Regions from separate parts of the Homo sapiens genome. Here region 1 is linked to region 2. A link is a contact called in ENCODE Hi-C or POLR2A ChIA-PET data. All regions are on one chromosome and are shown on one strand. Each heading gives the region's core, a stretch centred on a gene start or an enhancer-like site at or near the end of the contact. The rest is flanking DNA. Distances are from core to core; before and after follow the strand shown.

Evidence for each region. A loop is a pair of places that touch in the nucleus more often than their neighbours do. ChIA-PET counts read pairs that join two places held with the same protein, here RNA polymerase II (POLR2A). Pooled maps may share reads with other maps.
Region 1: a pooled map shows a loop between it and region 2 (4-fold over the local background). The contact joins the promoter of C2CD2L here to the promoter of CEP164 in region 2. A Hi-C loop is called at or near these places in 5 of 50 pooled maps. POLR2A ChIA-PET finds 5 or more read pairs at or near these places in 2 of 52 experiments (HEK293T and naive thymus-derived CD4-positive, alpha-beta T cell).

Annotation. Positions count from the first base shown.
Region 1 is chr11:119,102,821-119,109,939 of GRCh38, forward strand. It overlaps C2CD2L (C2CD2 like), which reads left to right and starts at 4,524. Exons shown (of 14, transcript NM_001290474.2): 1 at 4,524-5,275. The coding sequence starts at 4,922. RefSeq lists an enhancer at 1-301 and silencers at 4,359-4,808, 4,879-5,158.
Region 2 is chr11:117,324,433-117,331,181 of GRCh38, forward strand. It overlaps CEP164 (centrosomal protein 164), which reads left to right and starts at 3,422. Exons shown (of 33, transcript NM_014956.5): 1 at 3,422-3,472. RefSeq lists a silencer at 3,490-3,739.

The DNA of each region.
Region 1 (7,119 bases), core at 3,274-5,773, 1.8 Mb after region 2:
TTTGCTTGGCCTGTTCCCCTGCAAACAACAATTCACCAGCTTTTTTTTTTTTTTTTTTTTTTTTTTTTTGAGACAGAGTTTCGCTCTTGTTGCCCAGGCTGGAGTGCAATGGCGCGATCTCGGCTCACCGAAACCTCCACCTCCCAGGTTCAAGAGATTCTCCTGCCTCAGCCTCCCGAGTAGCTGGGATTACAGGCAGTAGCTGGAATTACAGGCATGCGCCACCACGCCCGGCTAATTTTGTATTTTTAGTAGAGACGGGATTTCCCTATGTTGGTCAGGCTGGTTTGGGACTCCCGACCTCAGGTGATCTGCCCGCCTTGGCCTCCCAAAATGCTGGGAGTACAGGCGTGAGCCACCACGCCCAGCCAGTTCACCAGCATCTTTATTACCTTTCATTCCCCGACAGGCTCTTAGGCGGCAAATGATTTCCATTTGTCAGAGAGGAAGTCACCACCAGTGAGTTAGGGAAAGGACTCCAATAGCCTAGCGCTTTGTCCACTCTTCCCTCTATGGCATGTTCCAGGAGTCAGGGTCATGTTGACCGTTTTTAAGCCGAAGATAGTTTCTTCTTTCCCTCAAAATCAGATGTGAGGCCGGGCGCAGTGGCTAACGTCTGTAATCCCAGCACTTTGGTAGGCGAAGGTGGGTGGCTCACTTGAGGTCAGGAGTTCGAGACCAGCCTGGCCAACACGGTGAAACCCCGTCTCTACTGAAAATACAAAAATTAGCCGGGTGTGGTGGCACATGCCTGTAATCTCAGCTACTCAGGAGGCTGAGGCAGGAGGATCGCTTGAACCTGGGATGAGGAGGTTGCAGTGAGCCGCGATCATGCCACTGCATCCCAGCCTGGGCAACAGAGGGGAAACTGTCTCAAAACAAACAAACAAACAAACTAAATCAGATGTGAAATGGCTTTTCTACTTGAAAATGGCTCTAATTAACAACAACAAAAACCCAGATATGTATAAAATACATAAATTTTCGTAATTTACTTGCTAGTATTCCACCAGATTTTCAGTACTTATCCCACTGCTATTATTTTTCTGTGTGTGTTGTGTGTATGCACGTGTGCCCCTTTTAAACTAGAAACTCCCGGGAGGCAAGTGTTTTCTCTTCCACAGGGTGTCCCCATGGGGCTAGGAACACAGACATCTGTGTACAAGGAAGGCATCATCACACATAATGAGGCTGAGGCTGAAAGGAGGACTGAGGGCAATAGGTGCATATGGAGGGAGCAATTAGTTGTGACCAGAGTAAGTGGTCTTGAGGAAGAGAAGTATCATTTCAGTAGATTATAAGAGTAGAAGGACCTTTCACAGGCAGCGACAGTGAGACACCAGAAGCTGGTGGAAAGGAGGAGCTTGTGGGATCCCAGAGGAGGCAGCATTCAGTTATCTTGTTGATGACGAGTATACTGAGACTCCCTGGAGGTCTGAGAGCCAGTCTGTATCTATTTCCTTTTTTATTAGGAGGCCAATCCTAATAAATCTTCCTTCCCAGCCTGGTATTGGGAAGCTTTATCTCTTTCTTCTCCAGAGATCATTAGCCCTCCCTACCACCACCCTCCTGGGGAGGGTGGAAGGATGTAATCAAAGACAAGAGAGACTAAGGATTCATCATCCACATATACATGTTACTATCAGAAAATGGTTACTAAGATACTTGTCAGATAATCTGAGTATTTTTGTTCCCATGATGATAAAGTCCCAGTTGATGATCAGACTAATCAGAAGGAGAAACAAACACATGACTTTTGGCTTCACTTGAAATTGTGTGCCTTCCCTGGTAAAAGTTCAAAGCGTTTTCCTGAATGCTGAAGCCGGCCCTAGGATTCACAGACCAGTTGACTTGTCAGTGGCCCTGGACTGAGCAGACAGTGTTTGAGATGCACACCTCTTCTAAGTAGCCTTGAGTGGCTCCCAATGAGCAAGGCCAATCCACTGAATGTGATTGCTAGACAAAGCCTGTCCCAAAAATGTTTCATAGTGCCACAAAGACAATGAGACCCCTCTGGATAGTCTGGGGCTGTGATACTTGCAGGACTCTATCTGTGGCTCTGTCCAGTCAGCTGAATCACTCTTTTTCCTTTTCCTCCCACCTCTCCCCTCTTAGTCTAGAAAAAAGTTGTTAATTAAAAGCAAGCCCCAGGATTTCCCATTCCACTGGTATGGCATGAATGATATTTCAAAAGACAGAAATGGCATAGAAATTCTCAAAGCATACTTGAGTATTTTCTGTTAGACTTCTTAAAATTACAAAGTTTGTTAATCCCTACTATGTGCATAGGAAGCTCTTCAGTACTGTGGAGGATACAAACTAATATAATTGCAGTTGCTTGCCCCCAGGGAGTCTACTTCAGCATATTTGGAGCATCTTGGTTGAATTTGAGGGAAAAGAGATGACTAAGACATGGTTCCCACCCCTAGGCAGCTTCCTGATGCATGGAAAAAGCAGACATATAAACAATCAGCTAGACTCTAAGGCAGAATGTAAGTGCTAGAGGTCTAAGTAATGGAAGAAAGAAGGAGGACTAGGCTGGGCACAGTGGCTCTCACCTGTAATCCCAGCACTTTGGGAGGCCGAGGCGGGAGGATCACCTGAGGTCAGGAGTTCGAGATCAGCCTGGCCAACATGGTGAAACCCTGTCTCTACTAAAAATAACAAAAATTAGCCAGGCATGATGGCGCATGCCTATAGTCCCAACTACTTGGTAGGCTGAGGCAGGAGAATCACTCAAACCTGGGAGGTGGAGGTTGCAGTGAGCCAAGATCTCGCTACTGCACCCCAGCCTGGGCAACAGTGACTTTCTGTCTCAAGAAAAGAGAAAAAAAAAAAAAAAAAGAGGGAGGACTAACTAGGGAGACTCATGTAACTAGGTAGACTCACAGTTCAGATACTGAATTGTGAAGCAGTATCTGGCAGCATAGGACCAAGCACTCAGTGGAGAAGTTGAGGGAATAAATCAAAGAAGTCAGAGAATGGAGATCACTAGGGGGTCTGAGGGTTCCTGAAGGATTCTTGGGGGAAGAGGGTCTTCATAGGGAAAGCTTCTACCTGGACAACTTCCTGCATAACCTGCTCCCCTAAACCCTAGCTGCTCTTCCCACTGACAGCTTCCTCCTGCATCCCTGGTTCTGGCCCTGAGTTCTCTCCTCCCTTGATTTCATGTCTTCTCCTCCCTTTGAGATTAGAAACCCAGACTCTAGGAATCTCCACTGATTTGGCAGTCCAGTGACAATGCATGGGCAGGGCCACAGGAGGTTACCTCATTCACCCCCACCTCTCCCCATCATTCCTTACAGGGAAATCTAGGGAGGCCCAGGCTACCCCACCACCTCCTCTGGCTCAGACAAACCTGTTGCTGACCTGTCAGTTTCTGTCTAGCCCTGCCATCCCACACTTCAGAAGGCATTGTTTATTCTCTTATTCTCATGTGCTCATTCCTCAGACAACTACTTGGGTTTGGGAGAAAGATACTTAACACCTTTCCATCCTACCTCTTTAAGAAAGGGACTGTGTGCCAAAGACCTTCCCACATGTATGAAGAAGGGGCTCTTGGGAGAATGTGAATTCCCCCAGGATTCCTTTGAATCCTTTTGCAGGTATTTCCTTCCCCTGTCCTCAGCAAGCATTGATGAGCCCCAGTCCTGTAGAGGTTGAATCAACTCCTTGAGTCTAGGAAAAGATGGCTTCTGAGGCCAGAGGTTGGGCAGTGTACCTACAGCACCATTTCTTGGGAGCTTGTTGGGATATCACATACTTAGAGTGGCAAGGTCTTGTGGCTGAATCTATTGATAGTCCAGTGCTACATTGCCAGCTCCCTTGTCATTACCACCCCCTCTACACGTGCTCCATAGGCAGGAGCTGTTACTATGGAAATACATTATTTTTAAAAACAGACACACAGCCTGGGCTTGGGAATCTCCAGAACAAACCTACACGAGCAAGGAGGTTAATGGGGCTGTTTCTGGGTCCAAGCTCCAAGAGGAAGGAGGGTGATGATGGTGGGGGGAATTCAAATTCGGTGTTCTACTCTCAACCTCTCCCAGCTTCAGGTTCTGCTTTCTCTCTGTTGACATCAGCTGGACCTCTGCCAGACACTTCTATCTGGGAGGGACGCTCTGCGTCTCCTTACCCTGGGCCTAGCTTCCCCCAGGAAATGGGAAGCTAGAAGTCGCTGAGTCTGGGGGTGTTGGGAGAAGGGGGCGGTGATTTCCACAGGGGTCACCTCCTTCTTAACCTCACAGGCGTCCGACCTGTGGAAATCTAACAAGCATAGGGGAAAGCAAAGGCAGCATCTTAGGTAAGTGAAGTTACTCTTGCCTTGAGCTGAGTGTGGGAGCACCGCGATTGCAAGATGGGGCGAGGTGATCAAAGATCCCGCCTATTTTCAACCCCGGAACCTCCTCCGCTCGCTGCTAGCCCTCCCGCCCTCCTCCAGCGAGGGAGCGCCAGGCTGTCCTGGCCCCGCCCGGCGCGGGTGCGGCTCCTTTAAGGGCGGGTGGGGGCGGGGCGCCGGCGGTGTTGTCAGTGTCAGCTCTGCGCACGCAGCCCTCCCGGAGCCGGTGCCGGCCCGCGAGCCCCAGCGTCTCTGCAGACCAGTCCCCTCCAGGGTCCGGCGGGGCCCGCGCGGTGGGAGGAGTCGGGCACTGGCCGGCGACTAACGGGTCCGACTGCTGACCAAGCTAGGAGAGACCCGGACCACGGAGACAGAGACCCCGGCATCGCGACCCCCGAGGACCTCCTCTCCTCGCCCTGTGGCACCCACTAGTCCTGGGCACTCAGCCGCGGAGAGCCCCCGACCCCGCGCGCCCAGCCCCGGGGGAGCCCACCTCCTCCCCGCGGCCCGCCCGGGCCATGCTCCCCCGGGGCAGCGGGTGAGCCCCAGCCGGGACCGGGATCGGAGCCCGCGCGGAGCATGGATCCGGGCTGGGGGCAGCGGGACGTGGGCTGGGCGGCCTTGCTGATCCTCTTCGCCGCCTCGCTGCTCACGGTGTTCGCCTGGCTGCTGCAATATGCCCGGGGCTTGTGGCTGGCGCGGGCCCGCGGGGACCGGGGCCCGGGACCCGCCTTAGCCGGGGAACCCGCGGGTTCCCTGCGGGAGCTGGGCGTGTGGCGCTCGCTGCTGCGGCTGCGGGCGACTCGGGCTGGCGCCGCCGAGGAGCCAGGAGTCCGGGGCCTCCTGGCGTCACTCTTCGCCTTCAAGTCTTTCCGGGAGAACTGGCAGCGGGCTTGGGTGCGAGCGCTGAACGAGCAGGCCTGCAGAAACGGGGTGAGTTGGACCAAGCGCTTGGGTGGTCCCTTCAGCCTTTCCTTCCAGGGGAGGGACTGACTGCTCGTGCTAGGAGGCCAGACGAGGGTGGGCATAAACTGGGGAACCCTATGGCTTCTCTTCCCCTCCCGGATCAGAGAAAAGGGTGCCGCTAAGGCTGGAGGTTGTAGAAATCCAACTGGGTCCCCAGACTTCCATTTCTGTGGGCAAGGTACTCTGGTTCCAAACCCATGCACAAGTTGCTGTTCTCATAGCAACGCTAATCCCTGTGCCTGAGGGCACTTCCGCCTTGCCTGGGTGCTGGTTGTGTTGGGGCATGGGAGACAGGTGCACCTGCAGAAGGAATTTGCCTGCTTCTCATGCCACCACACCCATTTAACATTTCATGCCCCAAATCCCTGGTGTGGTCAGGCAGATCCCCAAGGAGCCTGAATCACCCCCCTACCCGACAGTAATTTCACTGCTACAGTCAAACACATCCTTCTCCTCCATGCTGGCCTGTGGTTCACTGGGGGTTGGGGAGTGTTCAGGTGGAGAGCAGATTGACAGTGCCCCTACCAGTAGATGAGCTTGGAACTGCCCCTTGAGGGTCAGTCACAAACCAGTCCAGCCTACTTCCTCCCATTGCACCATGGGCATCTGGCCTCCCAGGAAGTGGGGCAGGAAGCGTGGTCATGAGATGGAGATAAGGTGGGAGGTAGAAGTCTCTCTTTTCTGGAGCTCCCTCCCATCCTGACCCAGCAATCTCTCCTTGCTCTCACAGTCCATCAGCTCCTTGCTCAGAGGGTTCTCTATTTCCAGCCACTATGAGTTTGGAGGCTTTACCTTACTAGTTCCCCAGATGCCGGAAACAGAAATGTCCACAAGAAATTGCTCTATTTACTCTGTCCAGCTGGCTGGCTAAAAGCCAGATGGCATCTGTCAGTTTACACCTTGAACCCACCTCTTCATCCAACTCTCCCTGTACCTTGTCCCTCGGTCAGAAGCAACTCCCCAGGATAGCTGACTCAACTGGACATTGGCCTCCCTTGCAGAGGGTGGGGAGATTGAGGTTTCAAGCATCCATCTCCCCATCTTCCTTGGCCTAGCCTTTGAATGAGACAGCTACCAGAGCAAAGGAGTTGGCTTCCCCTGGTTTGCCAAGCAAATGAACCCTATGGATTTGTTTCCTCCATCTCAAGACCCAAGGAAGAGTTGCCAGCCAATTCTGTGCCCCTTCCTCAATTCTGTGTCCGCACTGCTCTCCAGGTGGGGCTGCGGTAGGTTGCTTCCATTACTGTGGACGAATTAGGGAGCAGCTCTTTTGAGATCTAAGCAGCTTTCTGCTCTCTAATACCGTCCTGCTATCTGCCTTGAGGAATTAGCCAGGCCCCTGGACTCTTGGGTCCTCTGAGCTTGTATCTCTTCCCAGTCCCCCTGGTACGGATCCCCAAGGCCATGCTCATCTTCATCTCCAAGAATATGAAGCATCATACTCTTGAAGCCTCCACATCTTATTTATTTGGAAGAAGGCTTAGCTTCATTTCTGCAGCTCTTATCTTGAACAAGGTGGCTCTACCACCTTTACCGGGGCTTAGCCCTTTCCCTCTGCCCAGCTATTATATATAGGTGGCAACCAGCACCTTAACTTTTTTCTATGTAGGATTTTTTGTTTGTTTGTTATTTGTTTTTTTAGGGGGTAGGGTAGGGGATGAAAGGGATTGCAGGGAGAAGAAGAAGGAAGCTCTTGGTATTCCAGGAGGAAGCCAGGGTCTTCAGCTTAAGGTGATCTAGTCTCTGAGGTGGACTACCTCCCCATTGCTCAGTGGCTCCTAGCAGCTACAGGCCCCTGGAGAGGCAGGCCT
Region 2 (6,749 bases), core at 2,172-4,671:
TCCCTCTCAAAAAAAAAAAAAAAAATTTGTGTGTCATTTTTGTTATTTTCCCCCCAAAGTCTTACTTTTTAAATTATGTTTGCCTTGGGGGCATTTTATAAATTGGCTTGCATTTCTGAGTACAAACCTATGGGGAAACCTGATAAAATGCAAATTGTTGATTTGTGTGAAGGTAATCCTGTTAATCCCACAGTATCTCTTATTTTATTAGCTCTTCCCATGAGAGAGCAAGGAACCCATGCTAAGGCACAAGAGTTAAGCATTTGGATGGCAATTAAAATCAACAGGGCTGGGCGTGGTGGCTCATGCCTGTAATCCCAGCACTTTGGAAGGCCGAGGTGGGTGGATCACCTGAGGTCAGGATTTCAAGACCAGCCTGGCCAACATGGTGAAACCCTGTCTCTACTAAAAATACAAAAATTAGCCTGGCATGGTGGTGACAGAGTAAGACTGTATCTCAAAAAGCAAACAAACAAACAAACAAAAAACCAGATTGATTGCAAAGATTGCAAATTCTTAGATATAGGGACCAAGTCTACAAATGGTTTTTTGAATCCCTGTTTTGTGCAGGTTTGTGGTAGATGAGCTGGTGAGCCCAGAATTCCTTCCCAGTCTGGTCCCTTTGGCCCCTCAGTGAGACCTTTATTTATTTATTTATTTATTTATTTTTGAGACAGAGTCTCACTTTGTCACCCAGGCTGGAGTGCGGTGGCGTGATCTTGGCTCACTGCAACCCCTGCCTCTCGGGTTCAAGCGATTCTCCTGCCTCAGCCTCCCAAGTAGCTGGGACTACAGGTGTGTGCCACCACGCCCAGTGAATTTTTGTGTTTGTAGTAGAGACAGGGTTTTGCCATGTTGGCCAGGCTGGTCTTGAGCTCCTCATCTCAGGTGATCCACCTGCCTCACCCTCCCGAAGTGCTGGGATTACAGGTGTGAGCCACCACAGCCTGGCCTACTTTTTTCTTTTTTTGAGACAGAGCTTCGCTCTTGTCAAACAGGGTGGAGTGCAATGGCGAGATCTCGGCTCACTGCAACCTCCACCTCCTGGGTTCAAGCGATTCTCCTGCCTCGGCCTCCCGAGTAGCTGGGATTACAGGTGCCTGCCACCACAACCAGCTAACTTTTGTATTTTTAGTGGAGATGGGGTTTCACCATGTTAGCCAGGCTGGTCTCAAACTCCTGACCTCAGGCGATCTGCCTGCCTCGGCCTCCCAAAATGCTGGGATTACAGGTGTGAGCCACTGTGACCGGCCAAGACTTTTAAAGAAGATGGAGAGGAAAGGGGACGATGATTTGTCATTTACAGTAAGAATAAAGGAAGTATAGGCATAACTGCTGCAGAAGGATTTAAATTTAAACATGATGACGTCAATCTAAATAACAGAGAGGGAAACTCCAAAAGAAAATGATATTTATTTAGAAGTAGCATTGCAATAGGTATACACATGCCATAGAGGCTGGGCAAGTAGGACCTTTTTTTTTTTTTTTTTTTTTTGAGACGGAGTGTCGCTCTTGTTGCCCAGGCTGGAGTGCAATGTCGAGACCTTGGCTTACCACAGACTCCGCCTCCTGGGTTCAAGCGATTCTCCTCTCTCAGCCTCCCGAGTAGCTGGGATTACAGGCATGCACCACCATGCCTGGCTAATTTTGTATTTTTTAGTAGAGATGGGGTTTCTCCATGTTGATCAGGTTGGTCTTTAACTCCTGACCTCAGGTGATCCACCTGCCTTGGCCTCCCAAAGTTCTGGGATTCCAGGCATGAGCCACTGTGCCTGGCTCAAGTAGGAATTTTTATTTTATTTATTTTTTTAGACGGAGTCTTGCTCTGTCACCCAGGCTGGACTGGAGTGCAGTGGCTTGATCTGGGCTCATTGCAACCTCCACCTCCCGGGTTTAAGTGCCTCAGCCTCCTGCCTCAGCCTCCTGAGCAGCTGGGACTACAGGCGTGTGCCACCATGCCCAGCTAATTTTTGTATTTTTAGTAGAGACGGGGTTTCATCATATTGGCCAGGCTGGTCTCGAACTCCTGACCTTAGGTGATCCACCCGCCTTGGCCTCCCAAAGTGCTGGGATTACAGGTGTGAGCCACTGTGCCTGGCAAAGTGCTAGGATTACAGATATGAGCCACCAGGCCCGGTCGATAGTTTTTGTTATCAGGTATTCATGCGTGAGAACCCTCTCTTCATGGTCTTCCCTGGCTCCATTTGTCAGGGTTTTAAAACAAATGACTCTATTTTGATTTTGATAATTTTCACAAGGAATATGCTCTGTATATTCCAACAATCTGAGTTTCTCATCCTGGAATCAGCCTCTGAGTGGCACTGGGACTATCCTGAGTCAGCTACATCTCTAGAACCTATCAGGAGCGGCTCTATGAGCTTGGCCTCATCATTTTCCTCCTCAACTAGCAGCATCTGTATTTGTCTGTTTCTCAGTTTTCCTATTGATGTAATGGCCAGAACTTTCTTTGCCCCTCTTAACTTCTCTAGGAGGTTGGAGACATATGAGAGAAAGGAAGATTTGCCCTCCGTGCAAGCAAAACTAAAACTCTTCGGAATTATATTAGTAGCAACCTTTCTGCCCGACAGGGTGTGTGGAGGAGCTACACATTGTGTCACTTTTTTTCTTCTTCAATAGACTCTTTGAAATAGTTATGACAGACATTACTATCCCCATCTTGCAGACATACAAACTGAACCCTGGGCTTTGGTGAAAAGATGGATAGTAGAAAATAGGTTTAACTCCTGGTCAGGTGCTCACTGGTTTAATAGGAGCACAGGAGAGCCAGTTTTTTTGCGGGGAGAGATGGGGAGTGGACGCGTCTCCATTACCTTACATTCACATTTGTTTTGTTGATTAAAGTAACAATGGGTTGATTATTGATGACCACTGTATTATTCACCTGATGTTAATCATACTCCTAACAAATGATCAATTAGATAATTAGATAATTCACATTAGTATAAATACTCTAAATAGTCCTTCTCTGTCCTGGCAGAAATCCTCACGTCTAAACTCGGGGTCCTCTTTTTTTTTTTTTTTTTTTTTTAGTAGAGAAGGGGTTTCACCATGTTGGTCAGGCTGGTCTCGAACTCCTGACCTCAGGTGACCCACCCGCCTCGGCCTCCCAAATTGCTGGAATTACAGGCGTGAGCCACCGCGCCCAGCCGATGAGGTTCTCTTTCAACCTCTTGCGGATTCCCATTATCTATCTTAAACTACACTCTTTCAACCTCTTGCGGATTCCCATTATCTATCTTAAACTACACTCCCATCGTGCAACGGAAAACGGACAGAGCTCCTGCGTGCACCGAAGGGACTTCGAGCCAATCCATTGTCACAGCTCTCAGCCGGCGACCTATTGGCTCCTGCTGGAGGCGGGACTCCCGGTTGCTAGGCGGTACCTTTTCCGGAAGTGTTTGTTGCGCGCTGCAGGGCAACACCCCGGCGTCCCTGGAAGCTGGGGGAGCGGGTGGGTGTTGGGTGGCGTTGGGGGAGCTGCGCCTCGCCCAGAGCCTCGCCCGGAGCCTCGCCCGGAGCCTTCCGGGGTGGGGGATAGTTGAGGACCTCATCGAGGGAGGGGTTGGGCGGCGGGGAAGGGAGCGAGCGTGGCGGGGGACCCGAGGCACGCTCTCGAGCCAACGAGCGTGATGCGCTCGAGTGTGGGCGGGGACTGAGGGAAGAAGTGAAAATCGGACTGCCAGGCGACAGTTCCTCCGTTTGAAATCTCGCCGGCTCCTGAGCGGGCCACCGGGCCCGGGCTGGGGGTCTGGCGGGTGAGTGAGCAGCGGGTCGGGACGCGGGAGAGGGGCACTGGGCACGGGGCCCTGGTTTGCTTGCTCTGTTCATCGTTGGCGAGTGAGGCCAGGCCTTCCGAAGCTTGCTGGGATACTTCTGTGGCAGGCTTCCCCCCGGGTCCAAATCCGGGGCTAGCCCAATCTTATGCCATCTTTGGCCAGCTGGGAAAGTTGGAAAGCTTTTTTGTTTTTTCCTTTTCTTGCATTGGATTTAAAAATGTCCCTCTACCTCTGGCACCGCTCTCCTCACTTGGCTTCAGCGACTCCCTGTCCGTTCTCCTAACTCAGTCCTTGGCAGTAGAAAGCTCCCTTCTACTCGGCGCACTCCATCTCTTGCGTTATCAGCTTTTCAGCGTTGACTCGCCAAACTACTCCAGCCAGACCTCTTTCCTGAGCTCAGACCTGCTTACTGTCATCGTCAGCCTTCCCCGGTCCCTCCGATCTGTTTCTCCTCTTGTATTTTTTTATCTCAATGAAGGGCTTCACCATTCACTCAGCCAAGTCTGTCCCTTTAATTTATTCATCTAATAAATACAGCAAACATTTGTCGGACATGCCCTGTCTTCTAGGCAGTGTAGTAGGTGGGGCTGCCTATTGGACGAGGCATAGAAATGAACACATCTAGAAATGATAGTCACAGTGTTCTGGCTTTAGTGCTCTGATTTCCCTCCTCTCTCCCGAAGTTCAAGTCCTGTATTCTGCCTCTTAATTCCCCTAGAATCTGGCGCTTCCTTTCCATCCTCACAGACACTGACTTAGTTCATAATTTCTTGCTTGTGCTTTCAGGATAACTTCCTAAGTGGTCTCTCTGCCTCAGTTCTTGTCCTCCTGTAATTAGTTCTTATGCAGCTGTCAGAATCATTTATTTATTTTAGAGACAGGGTCTTGGTATGTTGCCCAGGCTGGAGTGCAGTTGGTATTCACCGGTGTGACCCTAGTACACTGCAGCCTCGAACTCTTGCCCTCAAGCCATCCTCCCACCTCAGTCTCCTTAGTAGACGGGACTACAGGCATGCACCACTATTCTTGGCTAGAATCGTCTATCTGACCTACAGATCTGGTCATGCCAGTCTCCTTTGTGAAATCCTGTGATGGCCCCTCATCATTTACAGGATAGAGCCTCTGTTCTTCCAGGCCCTTTATAATATGCTCTTGCCTTTCATTCTAGAGCTCTGTCTTGCCACTCCTCCCACTGTCCCTTGCACTCTGGTCATGTCAGAATGGTTAAGAGTTTGGGCTTTGGAGTCAGACATGGATACTTACATATTCTGCTCTACCGTTTATTAGCTGTGACACCTTGGGCAAGTTTGTTTGTTTGTTTGTTTGTTTTGAAATAGAGTCTTGCTCTGTCGCCCAGGCTGGAGTGCAGTGGTGCGATCTTGGCTCACTGCAGTCTCAGTCTCCTGGGTTCAAGCGATTCTCCTGCCTCAGCTTCCCGAGTAGCTGGGACTACAGGTGGGCACCACAACTCCTGGCTAATTTTTTGTATTTTGGTAGAGACGGGGTTTCACCATGTTGGCCAGGCTGGTCAGGATCTCCTGACCTCATTATCCGCCCACCTCCGCCTCCCAAAGTGCTGGGATTACAGGCGTGAGCCACTGCGCCTGGCCTTTTTTTTTTTTTTTTTTTTTTTAACTTTGCTAAGCCTCAGTTTCCTTATTTGAAAAGTGAAGATAATTCTATTTTGCTGAGTGGATGAAGTGAGATGATGTATATAGAGCACTCAGTACAGTTCCTGTAACATAGGAAGTGTTCAGTGGCTATAAGCTTTTGTTGTCATAATTAATTCTTTGCACCCACCTTATGATTTTCTTCTTTTTTGCCTTTGTGCATGTTGTTCCTCTGCCGTGAATTCCCTTACTCCGCTTATCCTGGGGATCACCTGCTTATCCTTCAAGAACTATCTCAATTGTCCTCTGTGAGGCTTTCCCTGATCTTCCTAAGATTATTTGCCCTTACCTTTGTGTTCTGTTATATATTATGTTACTTCCTTTAATTCATGTAACACATTTTGTAGTCATGTGTTTACGTGTTTGGCTTTCCAGGTAGGCTGAGCTCAAGTTCAGGGCCATGTGTAATCAGGTTTGTAGCCCTAACACGTCGCACAATGTCTGGCCCATGGTGGGTGTTCAGTAAGTGATTACTTGGCGCGGTGACTCACGCCTGTAATCTCAGCACTTTGGGAGGCCAAGGCGGGCGGATCACCTGAGGTCAGGAGTTCGAGACTTGGCCAACATGGTGAAACCCCATCTCTACTAAAAATACAAAAATTAGCCGGGCGTGGTGGCAGGCGCCTGTAATCCTAGCTACTCGTGAGGCTGAGGCAGGAGCATCATTTGAACCTGGGAGGCAGAGGCTGCAGTGAGCAGAGATCGTGCCATTGCACCCCAGCCTGGGTGACAAGAATGATACTCTGTCTCAAAAAAAAAGCAAAGAAAAAGTGATTACTTAATGTCTGAATGGCCTTAACTTATATTGCCTGGTGCTGGATATGTCCTTTGGAGCAAGGTAGAATAAACCCTTTTAAATAGGTGAATAGCAGTCATAATAATGTAATGTCTAACATTTATTGAGACCTTAGTATATTTTAAGCACTTTACATGTATTGAATCATATAAGCCTCACAACACATTGTGATGGATATTGTTAGTACTCTCATTTTATAGATGAGAAAACTGAGGCTGTCCAGCTAGTAAGAGGCAGAGCTGGGATTGAAAGCCAAGAATGTTCCAAAGCTTTTGCTCATTACCACTGCGTAATCAACTCTGACATCTTCCACCTTCTCCCCTTTACCTTCTCCAGTCAATCTTTTCTGTGGTCAACCTTCTTTGTAATTGTTGGAGCAGGGTGGAAGAAATAAATATACAGAGAACCCTCATTATGTCTGTGAGTGTATATTCTCTGTTAGTGTGCAGATGTGCAAAACTCTAGCTATGCTGACAAAGTACAGGG